Regions from separate parts of the Homo sapiens genome. Here region 2 is linked to region 1. Evidence: read pairs that join two places in POLR2A ChIA-PET (ENCODE). Cell type or tissue: CD4-positive, alpha-beta T cell. All regions are shown on one strand.

The links. ChIA-PET counts read pairs that join two places held together with the same protein. Peaks named below come from ENCODE experiments on the same cell type or tissue, not always from the same donor. Only the 100,000 strongest peaks of a DNase experiment are listed, where the experiment ranks them.
Region 2: POLR2A ChIA-PET joins it to region 1 with 7 read pairs; 2 of 35 experiments call an interaction of 5 or more read pairs at or near these places.

The regions. Positions count from the first base shown.
Region 1 is chr17:31,505,222-31,513,221 of GRCh38, forward strand. All of the region lies in intron 3 of RAB11FIP4 (RAB11 family interacting protein 4), which reads left to right. Among named protein-coding and RNA genes, the nearest start is that of MIR4724, 26 kb to the right of the region's middle. RefSeq lists enhancers at 3,658-4,137, 4,419-5,209. In CD4-positive, alpha-beta T cell, a CTCF peak has its summit at 3,177; DNase peaks (open chromatin) are centred at 3,190, 3,680 and 4,496; H3K4me3 peaks cover 2,288 bases; H3K27ac peaks cover 5,802 bases.
Region 2 is chr17:31,907,996-31,915,995 of GRCh38, forward strand. No RefSeq gene overlaps it. Among named protein-coding and RNA genes, the nearest start is that of UTP6, 10 kb to the left of the region's middle. In CD4-positive, alpha-beta T cell, a CTCF peak has its summit at 6,736; no DNase peak of the experiment used is centred here.

The DNA of each region.
Region 1 (8,000 bases):
AGGGTGATTCTTCGGTATTGTGCAAGTATCTAGTTTTTCATTAGCCTTTAATCTACTGGTGTTATTCTGCAGTTGTTGAGTGTAGTGTTCTGTATGTATCAGTCTGGAGTTTGTGTTGTTCTGGTCTTCTGTGTCCTCTCTAATTCTCTTGTTTGCTTATTCCATCAGTAATAATAATAATATATAATAATTATTATATATTAATATATAATTATTATATAATATATAATAATTATTATAACATATAATAATAATTATAATATATAATATATAATTATTATATTATATATAATAATTATATATTATATATAATTATTATATATTATATATAATAATAATTATAATATATAATAATATATAATAATAATTATATATTATATAATAATAATTATATATAATATATAATTATATAATAATAATTATATATAATATATAATAATTATATAATACATAATTATTATAATATATAATAATTATATATAATATATTAATAATATTATTATTACTATTATTAAAGACAGAATCTTGAGCTCTGTCACCCAGGTGCAATCATAGCTCACTGTATCCTCGAACTCGTGGCCTCAAGCAATCCTTTGGCCTCAGCCTCCCGAGTAGCTGAGATTACAGGCATGCACCACCTGGCTATTCTTTTTTACTTTTTTTTTTTTTTTGTAGAGATGGAGTCTCATTATGTTTCCCAGGCTGGCCTGGAGCTCCTGGCCACCTGCCTTGGCCTCCCAAAGTGCTGGCATTACAGGTGTGAGCCACGTTCAGCATGTTCCATCAGTTTCTGAGAGAGGTGAATTAACAGCTCCCACTTCCCATTCTGTTAAGTTTTGCTTTATGTTTTGAGACTGTTAGATGCATAGATATAAAAGTGTTACATCTTGTTAAATTTCAATTGTGTTTCTTGTAAGTGGTATGTAGTTGTTTTTAATTTACTCTGACAATATTGATCTTTTAATAGGATTATTTACTCAGTTTTCTTTAAAAGTATTACTGATGTGGTAGAGTTTTAATCCTACATAATCTTTAAGTTTTTAATTGACATACAATTGTACATATTTAGAGAGTACAGTCTGATGTTTTGATACACATGTGTATTGTGGAATGATCAAATCAGGGTCATTAGCAAAACCATCACTTCAAACACTTGTCATTTCTTTGTGGTGAGAACATTCAAAATGCTATCTTCTAGCTATTTTTAAATACACATTGTTGTTAATTGTAGTAACCTTACTGTGCAATAGAACACCAGGACTTAGTCCTCCCATCTGACTATAGCTTCGTGCCTGTTGACCAACCTTTCCCCGTCCTCCCTTCTCCTACCCTCTCCAGCCTCTGGTAACCACCATTCTACTTTCTACTTCTATGGGATAACTTCTTTAGATTCTACATAGGAGTGAGATCATGCTGTTTGTCCTTCTCTACTTGGCTTATTTCACTTAACACAATGTTCTGTAGGTTCATCCATGTCACAAATGACAGGATTTTATTCTTTTTTATGGCTGAATACTATTCCATTGTGTATATATACACCCCATTTTAAAAATGCATTCATCTGTTAATGGATACTTAGTTGACTCCATATTTTGGCTATTGTGAATTGTGCTTCAATAAATGTGGGAATGCAGATCTCTCTTTGACATACTGATTTCTTTTCTTTTGTTTGTATACCTAGTAGATGAATTGTTGGATCATATGATAGTTTTAAATTCTTTGAGGAACCTCCATACCGTTGTCCATAATGATTGTTCTATTAATACTTACAGTCCCAACCGGGCACAGTGGCTCACAGCTGTAATCCCAGCACTGTGGGAGGCCGAGGTGGGCGGATCATGAGGTCAGGAGTTTGAGACCAGTCTGGCCAATATGGTGAAACCCTTTCTCTACTAAAGATACAAAAAATTAGCCAGGCGTGGTGGCATGTGCCTGTAATCCCAGCTACTCGGGAGGCTGAGGCAGGAGAATCGCTTGATTCCGGGAGGTGGAGGTTGCAGTGAGCCAAGATCGTGCTATTGCACTCCAGCCTGGGCGACAGGGTGAGACTCCATCTCAAAAAAAGAAAAAAAAGGTTACAGTCCCATTAACAGTGTATAAGAGTTCCCTTTTCTCCACATCCTTGCCAGCATTTGTTATTTTCTGTCTCTTTGATGATAGCCATTCTTATTAGGGTGAGGTGGTATCTCATTGTGGTTTTGATTTGTGTTTCCCTGATGATTAGTGATGTTGAACATTTTTTCATATACCTCTTGGCCATTTGTGTGTTGTCTTTGGAGAAACACCTATTCAGATCTTTTGCCCATTTTTAAATTGAATTATTTGTTTTTTTGCTATTGAGTTGTTTGAGTTCCTTATGTATTCTGGCTATCAGTCATCTGTCCTTTTGGATGATTCAAGCATTTTTTTATTCCTTCATTTCTCTCATCTATTATTATTATTACTATTATTTTAAGATATAGGGTCTCACCATGTTGCCCAGGTAGGCCTTGAACTCCTAGGTTCAAGCAGTCCTCCTGCCTCAGCCTCCCAAATAGTTGGGGATACAGCCATGCACTGCCATGCCTGGCTTAGATTTTTAGTAATATGTTTTGTTTTATTTTATTTTATTTTATTTTAACTAATTTATTTTTAGACAGGGTCTCACTCCCGTTGCCCAGGCTGGAGTGCAGTGGCACCATCACAGCCTCGACTTCCTGGGCTCAGGTGATTCTCTATCCTCAGCCTCTCAAGTAGTTGGGACAACAGGCATGCGCCACCACACCTGGCTAACTTTTTGTATTTTTTGTAGAGATAGGGTTTCACCATGTTTCCTATGCTAGTTTCAAACTCCTGGGCTCAAGTGATCCAGCCACTTCAGCCTCCCAAAGTGCTGGGATTACAGGTGTGAGCCACTGTGCCCGGCCCGTTTTTAACTCCCAACCTTTGACATGCTCACTTGTTATTGGAACGGAAGTGGCACAGTGGGGAGAGAGGAGTGAGAGCGTCTCCCCACAGTGGATGGCTCAGCTGTTCGGGATGTTTCCAGTGGGATCACACCATGGTCCAGGGTCTGGTCTGCATCCTAATGGGCTTGAAAACCAGATCTTACTGGCTTTTCCCACACCCCACAACTTGAGTCCACTCATGCTCACTGATTGTCCCTAAATGGACCTGCAGAGCCAGTGGATCCCCTTGTGGTGAGAAATGCACTCACATGAGCTTGGGCAGCCCTTCTCTCCTGTCTGTCAGCAGGCTTCTGGGAGTGGGTGCTACGTGAACTTGGACACAGGGGCCAAGGGCTGGACAGGTGTGGAATGTTGAGCCAGGCCCCACCGCCTTTGGGGCAGGCTGGATGTGCTGGCCAGCCAGACCTGACACCTCTGGCCAGTGCCTGGGTGCACGCGGCCCGGGTCGGCCTCAGACCCTCCCTCTTGGTGCTTCCCAGGAGACCACTCGCTTAGCCCCTCCCTGAGGACAGGCTCTGTCTTTAGATCCCTTAGTACTTCAGTCCCTCTGTCAGCCTCAGGAAATGTGTGCATCTCTCTTAGTTGAGCTCCCAGGAGGTTATCTGACATCTCTCATTTCTGAGTCTTTCTGGGAGCCTCAGCACACACCCCGCTTCCTCTCTGTGGGCTCCTCTGACGCTGCCTTATCAGCAGTGTGTGTGTTGGGGTGAGGTTGTGAGATCGGAGAGAGAGACAGCTCAAGAGTTGTGATGAAAACACTGAAAGAAAGGCAGTGTGGGCTTCAGCAGCCCTTCCTCGGTGATGTTTGTGCAGCAGCAGAACTTGTTGAGTGACCGCCTTTGCTTTATGTAAATGTCATGAGTTCTGGAGAAACACAAGCATGGCTTTCGCTTTCTTTTCTGTTCAGCACCAACCTGAGGTTCCACAGCCAGTGTGTGCCAGATCCAGAACTGAACCAAATCTGCCCAAGAGCCTCAGTCTCCACATCTTCAAGCCCAGGAGTTTGAAACCAGCACAGGAAACGTGGTGAAACCCTGTCTCTACAAAAAATCTGTAAAATAGGGTGATTTATTACCTCCCTCTGGGGGTGATGCAAGAAGCCTGCTTGCTTCTCATGTGAAATGAATGAGCACCTGGGGAACCCCAGTTGTCCCGGTTGCCCCCGCTCCTGGGGTCTGCAGGCCCACCTTAGGATGGAAGTGGAGCGCAGCAACCAGGTGTCTACACAAGATCCACTCCTAGAAGCTGCAGGGCGGGAGCAGTGGGCCCTGCTGAGGGGTGGTCTTGAGCTCCTGGCCACACCCTTTCTGGGGTGAGTTTCAGGAGGTGGATCCGGGGCCCCCGGCTGGGAGAAGAGAGTCTGGAAGCTGCCCTGCCTTGGCTGCCATCCCCTGGGAGGGAGTTTAGCTGGAGGAATGGGGCACTGGGTCCCTCCCTGACACCCCGGGGCCTCTGAGCCACTCTGGGGATGGAACGTAGCAGTGCAGCATTTCTTCCTGATCAGAGCGGGAAGCTCTGGGCTGCAGAGCTTTGATCTCACAGTATGTGGTCAGTCCCCGGGGCTGGCTGAGGTGTGGGATGATCCCTCGTGACCTGGCGACCTGGTGCTCCCATGCTTACCCCTGGCTCTGTTGGGGTGAGCCGAGGCCTCATGTCTGAGCTGAGGTTGCTTGTTGTTCAGAAGGCAAGGCCGAGGCACTGCCTCTGGGTGGATGCTTGAACCCCCTTTATCCCACCCTTGCCTTGGCTGGTGCCTGGGCAACTCTCTGTTGAACCAAAACCTCTTATCAGCAACTGATAAGTACCCAGCCTTGCATCTGCAGAGCAAGGCCTGACCCAGAGCCAGGGTTGGCAGCTGCAGCAGGAGTCCGTTACAGCCAAGATTGCGTACCAGTCTCTGCGGCCACCACCTTTTCATGATGAGAGCAGCCAAGCCACAGTGGGGTGTGGAAGACCCCAGCCCTAGCAATCACATCCCTTCCCTGTGGACCTGGGGACATTGGCACCTATGAGTTAGCTCAGTAAGCTGAATTTCCTGCTGCCCATAGGAAGGACCCCGTGAGACCTTGACCTGGCCCATCTCGTTCCAGAGCTGTTGGTTGGCTGGGAGTGGGGTGAGAGATTCATCACAGGCCTAGCCCTGGCAACCGCTGGACTCCCCTACACTAGGCTTAGTGTGTGTCCACCCCCACCGCACACATGCACACCTTCCCAGCGGCAGCGCTGCACGTGTGCCTGCTGGTGCCTTGCTGCAAGGGAAGTGGGCATGTGCCCGCCCAAGCTATTTTTACCCTGCCTTGTCCCCACAGAGCTGTTCTTTGGCTCTGAGTTAGTGCCTGGGGAATGAGGCCGTTGCCAGGGCTGGGGGTGGATGAGCTGGAACCTCGGAGCTTCTTGGACTCCCTTCCCCAGGCAGCATCTCATCTTAATGCTTACTAAAGGGTGTGACTCGTGTGCAGGGCGACCTTCCATAAGAGTGGGCAGGAGAGGACCCTGGTGGGGAGAAAGAGGCACTGATGTTTGGAGGGCAGGCTCTGGAACCTGCAGGTCTGGCTTCCTGCAGCCAAAAAAACCCAGCCGAGCTGCAGCCCAGTGAGCCACGGTGGGTAGAGGGAGAGGTCCCAGGGGCTGGATGGGAGCCAGGAGGCCAGGAGGTACCCTGGATTGTTTTCCTTCAACACAATGACGACAATAGTAGTTCAGTTTTGGGGTGTGGTGGTGTGTACCTGTAGTCCTAGCTGCTTGGGAGGCTGAGCTGGGAGGATCACTTGAGTCCTGGGAGTTTGAAGCTGCAGTGAGCTGTGATTGCGCCACTGCATTCCAAGGGTTTTTTTGTTTTTGTTGTTGTTTTTGTGTTTTTGTTTTGTTTTGTTTTGTTTTCTGAGCACTTTCTGTGTGTGCTAAGACCATAAAGTGCTTAGGATGTGTAGCAGCTCATTTAATCCTAATCACAGTTAACTCCATTTTATAGATGGGGAAACTAAGGCACTGAGCAGTTCAGTAACCCTGAAGCTGCAGAGCTCATGAATGGTGAATGGTGGAGCAGGGCTCTGGCCTGGCCGTCTACTCCAGAGCTTGTCCTTAACGCCACCCCGCGCCTCCTTTTGCCGTGTGTTCCGCGCCCTCATGACACAAGGCATTGTCCTAGTTCCCTGTGGCAGCCTGCCAGGCAGGTGGTTCCCTCCCCGTGTTTACATCAGGCCCAGAAATTAAACAGCTGATCCAGCATCAGACAGTCAGGCAGTGACCACACCAGAGTCGGCACCCAGGTCTCAGGGTCCTGTGGCTGTGCTGTTCCCAGCTCATCATACTGCAGTACAGTATGGTTCCACCACCTGCCATGTGCTCTCTACAGTGCTAACCACTGGGGTTCTGACATGTAAATCCCCATAGCTACCCACTTAGGGTCCTTGCTCTCACAGGGAAGGTGGACATGTGGTCACTTGGGGTCCATGTACTCTGTGTGTCAGCTCAGGGAAACGCAGGGTGCTGGCGTGTGCCTGTGAGGTGGCTCCCCATGGGGGAGGTGGGGAGGGAGAGGACCAGATGCTGCATCCGCTCTGAGAGTGTGGACAGTGTGGCATTGTTGGCCACTCTGAGGCTGGGACGGCCCCCACGTGTATTGATACTTGGCCTTTTCAGCAGCCCTGAATTCATCCCTTGCCAACTTCCTACAAAAGAAGGGGTGACTTGGGGCCTGCTGGCAGGCGAACACGGCTCTCAAGACTGGAGAGGGCCCCACGGCAGGCTGTGTGCCTCTAGGTTCCCACTCCCTGCTGGGGACAGGGTGGGACAGTGGGACAGCGAGGTAGGGGTGCAGGGGATGCAGACCTGCCCTGCCAGAGTGGCTGGCTGGATCCTGTTCTCCAGCTCTCTCCAGAATGCCCTGGCCTCAGGTAATTCCTCAGCTTGGCTTCTCTGAGGAGGGTGGGCGTCCCTCCTGGCTGCTCGTCTGTCCAGGACATTGCTGGCTGACCAGCCGGGGACCCATGGCTGTAGGAATAGCTCACCCTCTGTTGCCTGTAGCCCCTCGTGAGGCCAGGTCAGAATTTACGGCTCCTACCGTGACCGACTCTCCGGTGTAAATTGTCACGTGTGGCCCCCTAGAGCTGCCACTGAGGTGGAGTTGACTGGCCCCATTCTGTAGGTGAGGAGCCAGGTGCTCACAAAGGTGGTCACTTGTCCAAGGTCACATGGCTTGTAAGTGGCTGGGCCAGCAGGGCCGGAAACCCAGACTGCTAGGCCCCAGAGCTGAGCCCTCACCCAAGCCCACCCCCAGGGGCCTCCTGGGGCTTCTGGAGGAACACGCTGCTGCATCCGCTCTCTCCCTTCACCCCGGGGTCCGCTGGCAGGTGGAAGAAAGCCTGGGGTGGTGTGGCCATGTACCAGCCAAGCCTGTGGGCCTATGGTGGCTGGCCCTGTGTCCCAGGGTACAGGGAGCTGTGAGCTCAGGGCTGGCTCTGGGTCTTGAGGGACAGAGCCCTGGCAAGTCAGACTGTGCCAGAGACGATGCCCGGTGCTGCCTCCTGAGGATACCACACTGTCCCTTCCCCAAAGGCCCCCAAAAGAGCAGACACAGCCTTTCTGTGCAAACCCTGGGAACACCAGGCCAAGCTCCAGGCCTGGACATGTGTAGGGTCCCTGGGTGGTGACTGGACGGCCGTGTGTGGACTCCTTTTTCACACAGCAGGCGGGAATGGGCAGGAAACCGGGGCTCTGAGAGGCAGTCTTGGAAGCTGCCCTGGGCACAGACCTTACTTGCTGACCCCGGCCACCTAGAAACATGAGCTCTGGGGAGGCCCTGTCCCTGCCCCACCACTCCTGCCAGCCCTCCAGAGCCAGGCTTGGGTGGGCGCCTCTGTGGTGAGGATGTAGACCGTGCAGCTGGGGTGAGCGGGCAGCTCTCTGGGCATCCTGACGAGCATAGTGCGGTGAGGTGGGGTGATGGTATCCTCTCCCATGACCCCCAGTCTACTTGGAAGTATGCTCAACAGGGGGCTCCGCGTGATTCTTACCTGCAGGCAGCCTGGCCGGAGAGGAACCCACCGCCTC
Region 2 (8,000 bases), 400 kb after region 1:
AATAGAAAGGGTTCCTTTTAATTGGTGAAAAACAGTTTTGTGCTTTTTTCCCTGTGGCTTAAGTTACTGCTTTTTGCAAACTTGAAAAAAAAATACAAAAAGGAAAACTAAGAATATGGTAGTTTGGGTATAACAACCTACTATTAAAACAAACTGACATCTTGAAAAAACATATTCTGAAATGATTGGGCTTCCAGAATGGTGCCTGGGGATTGTTGTGTGCGTGAATATGTCTCATGAAAGCCATAGCTGATTAGCTACATCAGCTTACCTCCAGTTTGCCCTAGTCCAGATAGAAATCCAGCTCCAGCTTAAATAACTTTTAGGTTTTATTTGAACAAGACTTCCTAAAATTAAAAATGGCTATCACATCTGATTTCTATCACTGAAAAAACTTGTTAGGAGGCAGTATTTGTTTCCCTAAATTTAATGCTTACATTTGTTCCCATTCACAATTTACAAGTGACAAGGAAAATTCTTTCTCCCCTTCTCATTCTGCCTTCCAATTAGACCTAAACTGATTAGCCTCAGCACCACATGCTCAGTCCCAAAGTGTTGAAGCAAAGAAGAGGTTTGGAGTTGGGTGTGTGTGGGTGTGTGTGTGTGTGGGTGTGTGTGTAACTATACTAAAATAATGTGGCCTTGCTCCAGAAATGCCAGCTTTCTTACAGTTCCCCAATCATATCATTTTATACCTCTATTAACACACACTATTCCCTTTGCCTGGAATGTCTTTTGCCCCCTTATCCACTTAGTAAGCACAGTTCATTTAAAAAAATAAATAAATAAAAAGGAAGCATGCCCTTACCACCTCATCATCCCACCCTCACCACCAATTTGTATATTTAAGTACAGAAACATAAAGGCTTCAGTCTTTGAATCTCTTTTTCCCTTAATATCAATTTTATAAGTGATCTTTTACAGACTCATGACTTCAAATGTCACCTACATCAGTGCTGTTCAATAGAATTTTGTGTAATAATGGAAGTGTCCCACATCTGCACTATCCAATACAGTAAATACAGTAGCCATTAGCTACATGTGGCTATTGAGTACTTGAAATATGGCTAGAGCAACTGAGAACTGAATTTTTTTTTTTTTTTTGAGACAGAATCTCACTCTGTCGCCCAGGCTGGAGTGCAGTGGCATGATCTCGGCTCACTGCAACCTCTGCCTCCTGAGTTCAAGTGATTCTCCTGCCTCAGCCTCCTGAGTAGCTGGGATTACAGACACCCACCACCACACCCAGCTAATTTTTGTATTTTTAGTGGAGACAGGGTTTCCATGACCATGTTGGCCGAGCTGGTCTCAAACTCTTGACCTCAAAGTGATCCGTCCACCTCGGCTTCCCAAAGTGCTGGGATTGCAGGTGTGAGCCACTGCGCCCAGCCGAGAACTGAAGTTTTAATTTCATTTAATGAATTTAAATTTAAATTTAAATTGTCACATGTAGCTAGTGGCTGCCATGTTGGACAACACTGACCTATATAACTTCCAAATATATTAGTAGTGCCAATCCATAACTGTCCCCTGAACTCCAGACTCATGCCAGTATATCCAGCTGCCTACTCAACATCTGCACTTGGAGAGCTTACAGGCATTCCAAAATTAGTATGTCTAAAAACAAGTACCTGATGCTCTCCCACAAACCTGTTCTTTCCGTAGTCTTCCCCATCTCAGTGAAAGGCAACTCCGTTCTTCCAGTTTCTCAGCCCAAAAGCCTTGGAGTTGTCCCTGACTCTATATTTAATTAATCAGCGATCCTCTCTGCTCTACAAAATATAGCCAAAATATGACCACTCCTCATCACAGCTACTGCTGTCACCCTAGTTCAAGTCACCATTATCTTTCACCTGGATTATTCCAGTAGTCTTCAACTGGTCTCCCTGCTTTCACTCTGGCCCCTTTAAGTCTATTCTTAACACAGCAGCCAAAATGATTGTGTTAAAATATGTCAGAGGACAGCATTCTCTTGCTTAAAACCCTGCTGTGGTTGACTCACTCAAAGCAAAAACTAAAACCCTTTCATGGCTGGGTGCGGTGGATTACTCCTGTAATCCCAGCACTTTGGGAGGCCAAGGCAGGCAGATCACCTGAGGTCAGGAGTTCGAGACCAGCCTGATCAACATGGAGAAACCCCGTCTCTACTAATACAAAATTAGCCAGGCAAGGTGGCAAATGCCTATAACCCCAACTACTCGGGAGGCTGAGGCAGGAGAATCGCTTGAACCCGGGAGGCAGAGTTTGTGGTGAGTCAAGATTGCGCCATTGCCTGGGCAACAAGAGTGAAATGTTGTCAAAAAAAAAAAAAAAATCTTTTTGTTTGCAGAAAAGTTCCCATATGATCTGGTCCCGGTACCACACTCCTGCCATATCTTACCTTATTTCCCACTCTGATCCCTTGCTCCCTCCACTCCAGATCCACTAGCCTCTTTGGTATCCCTTCAACATGGCAATGCAGGGCCTTTGCCCTGGCTATTCCCTGCCTGGAATTCTCTTCCCCAGATAAATGTATGGCTCATTCCCTCACCACCTTCAGATTTTTCTCAAATGTCACTCTCTCAGGGAGGCCTCTCCTATTACCAATTGCAGCCCCTCACCTCAATACTTCTTATTCTACATTCTTACTTTTTGTTTCTCCATATCACTGATCGCCATCTAACATACTATAATAGTGTTTATTATTTGTCTCTCCTCATATGTACATTAAAGCATAAGCTCCATGAAATTGAAATTTTTTTTTTTTTTTTTGAGACAGAGTCTGGCTCTGTCGCCCAGGCTGGAGTATAGTGGCACAATCTTGGCTCACTGCAAGCTCCGCCTCCCGGGTTCACGCCATTCTCCTGCCTCAGACTCCTGAGTAGCTGGGACTACAGGCGCCCCCTACCATGCCCAGCTACTTTTAGTAGAGACAGGGTTTCACCGTGTTAGCTAGGATGGTCTCGATCTCCTGACCTCATGATCCACCTGCCTTGGCCTCCCAAGATACTGGGATTACAGGCGTGAGCCACCGTGCCTGGCTTTTTTTTTTTTTTTTTTGCAGAGGGATTTTTGCTGTTGTCACCCAGGCTGGAGTGCAATGGCGCGATCTCGGCTCACTGCAACCTCCGCCTCCTGGGTTCAAGCAATTCTCCTGCCTCAGCCTCCCGAGTAGCTGGGATTACAGGCACCTGCCACCATGCCTAGCTAATTTTTGTATTTTTAGTAGAGATGGTTTTCACCATGTTGGCCAGGCTGGTCTCAAACTCCTGAGCTCAGGTAATCAACCCGCCTCGGCCTCCCAAAGTGCTGGGATTACAGGCTGAGCCTCCAAGCCTGGCTGGAACTGAAATTTTTGAATGTATATTTGTATAATTGTACAGTACTACTTAGCTTGTATTATAACATTTCTTTTTTTTTTCTTTTCTTCTTTTTTTTTTCTTTTCTTCTTTTTTTTTTTCCTGAGACGGTGTCTTGTTCTGTTGCCCAGGCTGGAGTATAGTGGTTTGATAACAGCTCATCTCCTCCCAGGTTCAAGCAATTCTCCAACCTCAGCTGCCTGAGTAGCTGGGTTACAGGCATGCACCACCGTGCCTGTCTAATTTTTGTATTTTTATAGAGATGGGGTTTCACCCTGTTGGCCAGGCTGGTCTCGAACTCCTGACCTGAGGTGATCCACCCGCCTCAGCCTCCCAAAGTGCTGGGATTACAGGCATGAGCCACTGCCGATTACAACATTTGTGGTTTTTTTGTTTGTTTGTGTTTTTGTTTTTTGTTTTTTCAGATGGAATCTTGCTCTGTAGCCCAGGCTGGAGTGCAGTGGCACGATCTTGGCTCACTGCAACCTCTGTCTCCTGGGTTCAAGCAATTCTCCTGTCTCAACCTCCCGAGAAGCTAGGATTACAGGTGCCTGCCACCACATCCAGCTAATTTTTGCATTTTTAGTACAGACGGGGTTTCACCATGTTGCCCAGGCTGGTTACAACATTTCTTGAATCCATATGTCTGTATTTAGTGACACTGTGACTTCCATGGATACTTTATTTATCTTTGAATTCCCCAAAACCTAGCATTGGAAAACATTAGGTATGTACTCAATAAACACTATCTGAAAGGAAACTACTGGACATTTAGCATGCCACCTATTGTAAGAATCCCAGTGTCTAATATGCCCAAAATGCTTCCTGAAGGAAACTGATGAACCTACAGCTACTTTAATCTGACCACTTGATCCTGGGCAATTTGCCACTATGGCTAAGATCACAAGTAAGCTCTTGGCTCAAGGGCAACCAATCCACTGGTTGGCCAAAATCCTATAATGTACCCTGGTATGAAAAGATGAACTGAACTAATCTAACTCTCCCTCTCTGGACTCCGAATTACCATTAGTTAGAGATAGGAGATTGAGGAGCTTGACAAGGCAAAGATGTAACGGAGCAATAAATATGAGTATGTAGGAACTATGAAGTATAGAAAAGATATACAGGGCAAAGTGCAGGAAAAAGGAACACGGTACCTAAGAGAAAATGGAGAGTCAATGAATCACATTAATAAGAGCACCCTGGAGTGAAGATCCACAAACTGCAGTTAAGGTCTCATTTGAGCTGTCTTGAATCCAATTCTCTTGAAGCTTTGTGCTTCTTGTTATTCTCTGTGTCAATTTACAATAATGCCAAATTGCTGAGGTGCCTTAAGGGAGTGTCTTTTTTCTTTACAACTCCCAAAACCTAACAAAAATGCCATTCTTAGTTTATATAATTGCTGTCACATCTAGAAGAGCCAGGGTATTTCATTTTCGTATTTTCTGCCAAATGATACATTGGCGATATTCTTCACATCCTAAGGTGATTGACCCTTGGAGCTTTGAACAATTATTAGGAAGCACAAAGGAGTGTTCTTTTTGTAGCCATTTGGTTCTCCTTTAAAGGTTGCCCTCCTGTGGCAAGCTAGAATACAGTTACAGTGTGAATGCAGCTTGCTTTATTTTTTTATTTTTTTTTTTTTATTTTTTTTTGAGACGGAGTTTCACTCTTGTTGCTCAGGCTGGAGTGCAATGGCGTGATCTCGGCTCACCACAACCTCCGCCTCCCAGGTTCAAGTGATTCTCCTGCCTCAGCCTCCCAAGTAGCTGGGATTACAGGCATGCGCCAACACACCCGGCTAATTTTTGTATTTTTAGTAGAGGTGGGGTTTCTTCATGTTGGTCAGGCTGTTCTTGAACTCCCGACCTCAAGTGAACGCCCGCCTCGGCCTCCCAAAGTGCTGGGATTACAGGTGTGAGCCACCGTGCCCGGCCACCTTGCTTTAAATAAGTTCAAAACTCTGGATTTACAGCAACAGATCATTCAGCCACTTTTAACAATTATTTATTTATATTACCACAAAAGTAGCATACTGTTAGAAATTCAAATACTGGCCAGGCGCAGTGGCTCATGCCTGTAATCCCAGCACGTTGGGAGGCTGAGGCGGGCAGATCATGAGGTCAGGTGATGGAGACCAGCCAGACCAACATGGTGAAACCCCGTCTCTACTAAAAATACAAAAATTAGCCAGGCATGGTGGCAGACATCTGTAATCCCAGCTACTCAGGAGGCCGAGGCAGGAACATCGCTTAAACCCGGGAGGCGGAGGTTGCAGTGAGCCGATATCGCGCCACTGCACTCCAGCCTGGGTGACAGAGTGAGACTCTGTCTCAAAAAAAAAAAAAAAGAAATTCAAATACCATGTATTTTGAATAGTGAGAATTTACGAACCACAAGAAAGCCACAAACCCAAAGTTAACCTGCAAAGTTTCAGTTAATACCATTGCCTTGGATAAACACAAAATATCTAAGGAAAAGGGCTTTCTGCTTCAAAGACTTGTTCACAGTCTTTCTCTTTTTCCTTCTCCATGAGAAGCTCACCCCTATGAGTCCACATAGCTGCCACCACCACAAAGGAAGCCAGCTATTTTAAAATGTATTCACTACTTTGCTTGAGGGGCAGTGGGGCATAACGGTTAAGACCACCAGCTTTATTTTAAGTATACTTTGGCAGTATCTACCAATATTTTAAACATACATACTTTAAGGCCCAATAATTCCAACATCTACAAATCTGTTCTACAGAAATACTAACAAAAGTGCACAAACATATATAAGGATGGTCACTGAAGCAATGTTGATAAGAGCAAAAAATCTGAAAGATCCCAAATGGTGTATAAGAAAAGTGGTTAAATAAATTATAGTACATCCATGCAATAGTATACTATGCAACTATTAAAGAAAGTAAGGAGTGTGTGTATCTAATGGGATGGAAATAGGCTTAATTTACATTGCTTAATTTTAGAAAGGCAAGTTGCAGAACAGTATATTGAATAATCCATTTTAAATATGTGTATGTGTATGTGTCATAAAAAAAAAAAGAAAGAAAAAGCAGCCAGGCACTGTGGCTCAAGCCTGTAATCCTAGCACTTTGGGAGGCTTAGTGGGGTGGATCACCAGGTCAGGAGTTCAAGACCAGCCTAGCCAAGATGGTGAAACCCCTCTCTACTAAAAATACAAAAATTAGCCGGGCGTGGTGGCAGGCGCCTGTAATTCCAGCTGCTAGGGAGGCTGAGGCGGGAGAATTGCTTGAACTCGGGAGGCAGAGGTTGCAATGAGCTGAGATCTCACCACTGCACTCCAGCCTGGACAAAGAGTGAGACTCCATCTCAAAAAAAAAAAGGTTGGAGGATTGCCCACCAAACCATTCATATTGATAAACTCTGGGAAGTGGAAAAGGGACTTTATACCTTGCTATATTGTTAAGTAATATAACAAAGGCATATCATATTTGTAATTTCTATTTATTTATTTATTTATTTTTTGAGATGGAGTCTCACTCCATCTACAGGTTGGAATGCAGTGGCACAGTCTCGGCTCATTGCAACCTCTGCCTCGCAGGTTCAAGAGATTCTCCTGCCTCAGCCGCCCGAGTAACTGGGACTACAGGCGTGCACCACCATACCCAGCTAATTTTTGTATTTTTAGTAGAGATGGGGTTTCACCATGTTGGCCAGGATGGTCTCGATCTCTTGACCTCGTGACTCACCCACCTTGGCCTCCCAAAGTTCTAGGATTACAGGCATGTGCCACTGCGCCCAACCTATTATTATTATTTTTTTTTCGAGATGAAATTTTGCTTTTTTTACCCAGGCTGGAGTGCAATGGTGCTATCTTGGCTCACCACAACCTCCGCCTCCCAGATTCAAGTGATTCTCCTGCCTCAGCCTCCCGAGTAGCTAGGATTACAGGCATGCACCACCACGTCCGGCTAATTTTGTATTTTTAGTAGAGACAGGGTTTCTCCGTGTTGGTCAGGCTGGTCTCGAACTCCTGACCTCAGGTGATCTGCACCCCCACCTCGGCCTCCCAAAGTGCTGGGATTACAGGCATGAGCCACTGCGCCTGACCTGTAATTTCTATTTAAATAAAACATTTTAATGGAGACCAAAAAAAAAAAGTAAGAAGAGGCTTCAGAATCAAACTCTGATTCAAATCCTAGTTCCATCAACTTTTTAGGGTTCAGTGGAATATTAAGATGAAAATTTCCTTTACCTTAACTTCTGATTGTCACTTCACAGCAAATGACTGAAATATCTGAGCTTTTCTCTTATACATTGTTTTTAAACACCAGAGACAACTCCCTCTTAAGAGGCTTGTGATTCATCTTCCATTTTTTGTAAAGTGAATCATTTCCCTAATTTTTCTACTTGCTAATAAGATAATAAATATAGCATATTCTGTCTCTTTCACAAATTCCACCCCCTTTTCTCCGTATCTGACTTCAAGAGTCCACAACCTGGGAGCTGTCCAGGTACCAATTAACATTTAAAAAGCCCTCAAGTTGTTCACACAAATAGTTCTATTATTGCTTTCCTTTACAGCCTTGGTCTGCTCAAAAACCCACATTCAAATTGGATCACATAAACTCCAGCCCTTAAGCACACAGGTATTGTAGGCTAGAGGCCGCTTTTGGCTACAAACCCCCTTATTCATTTA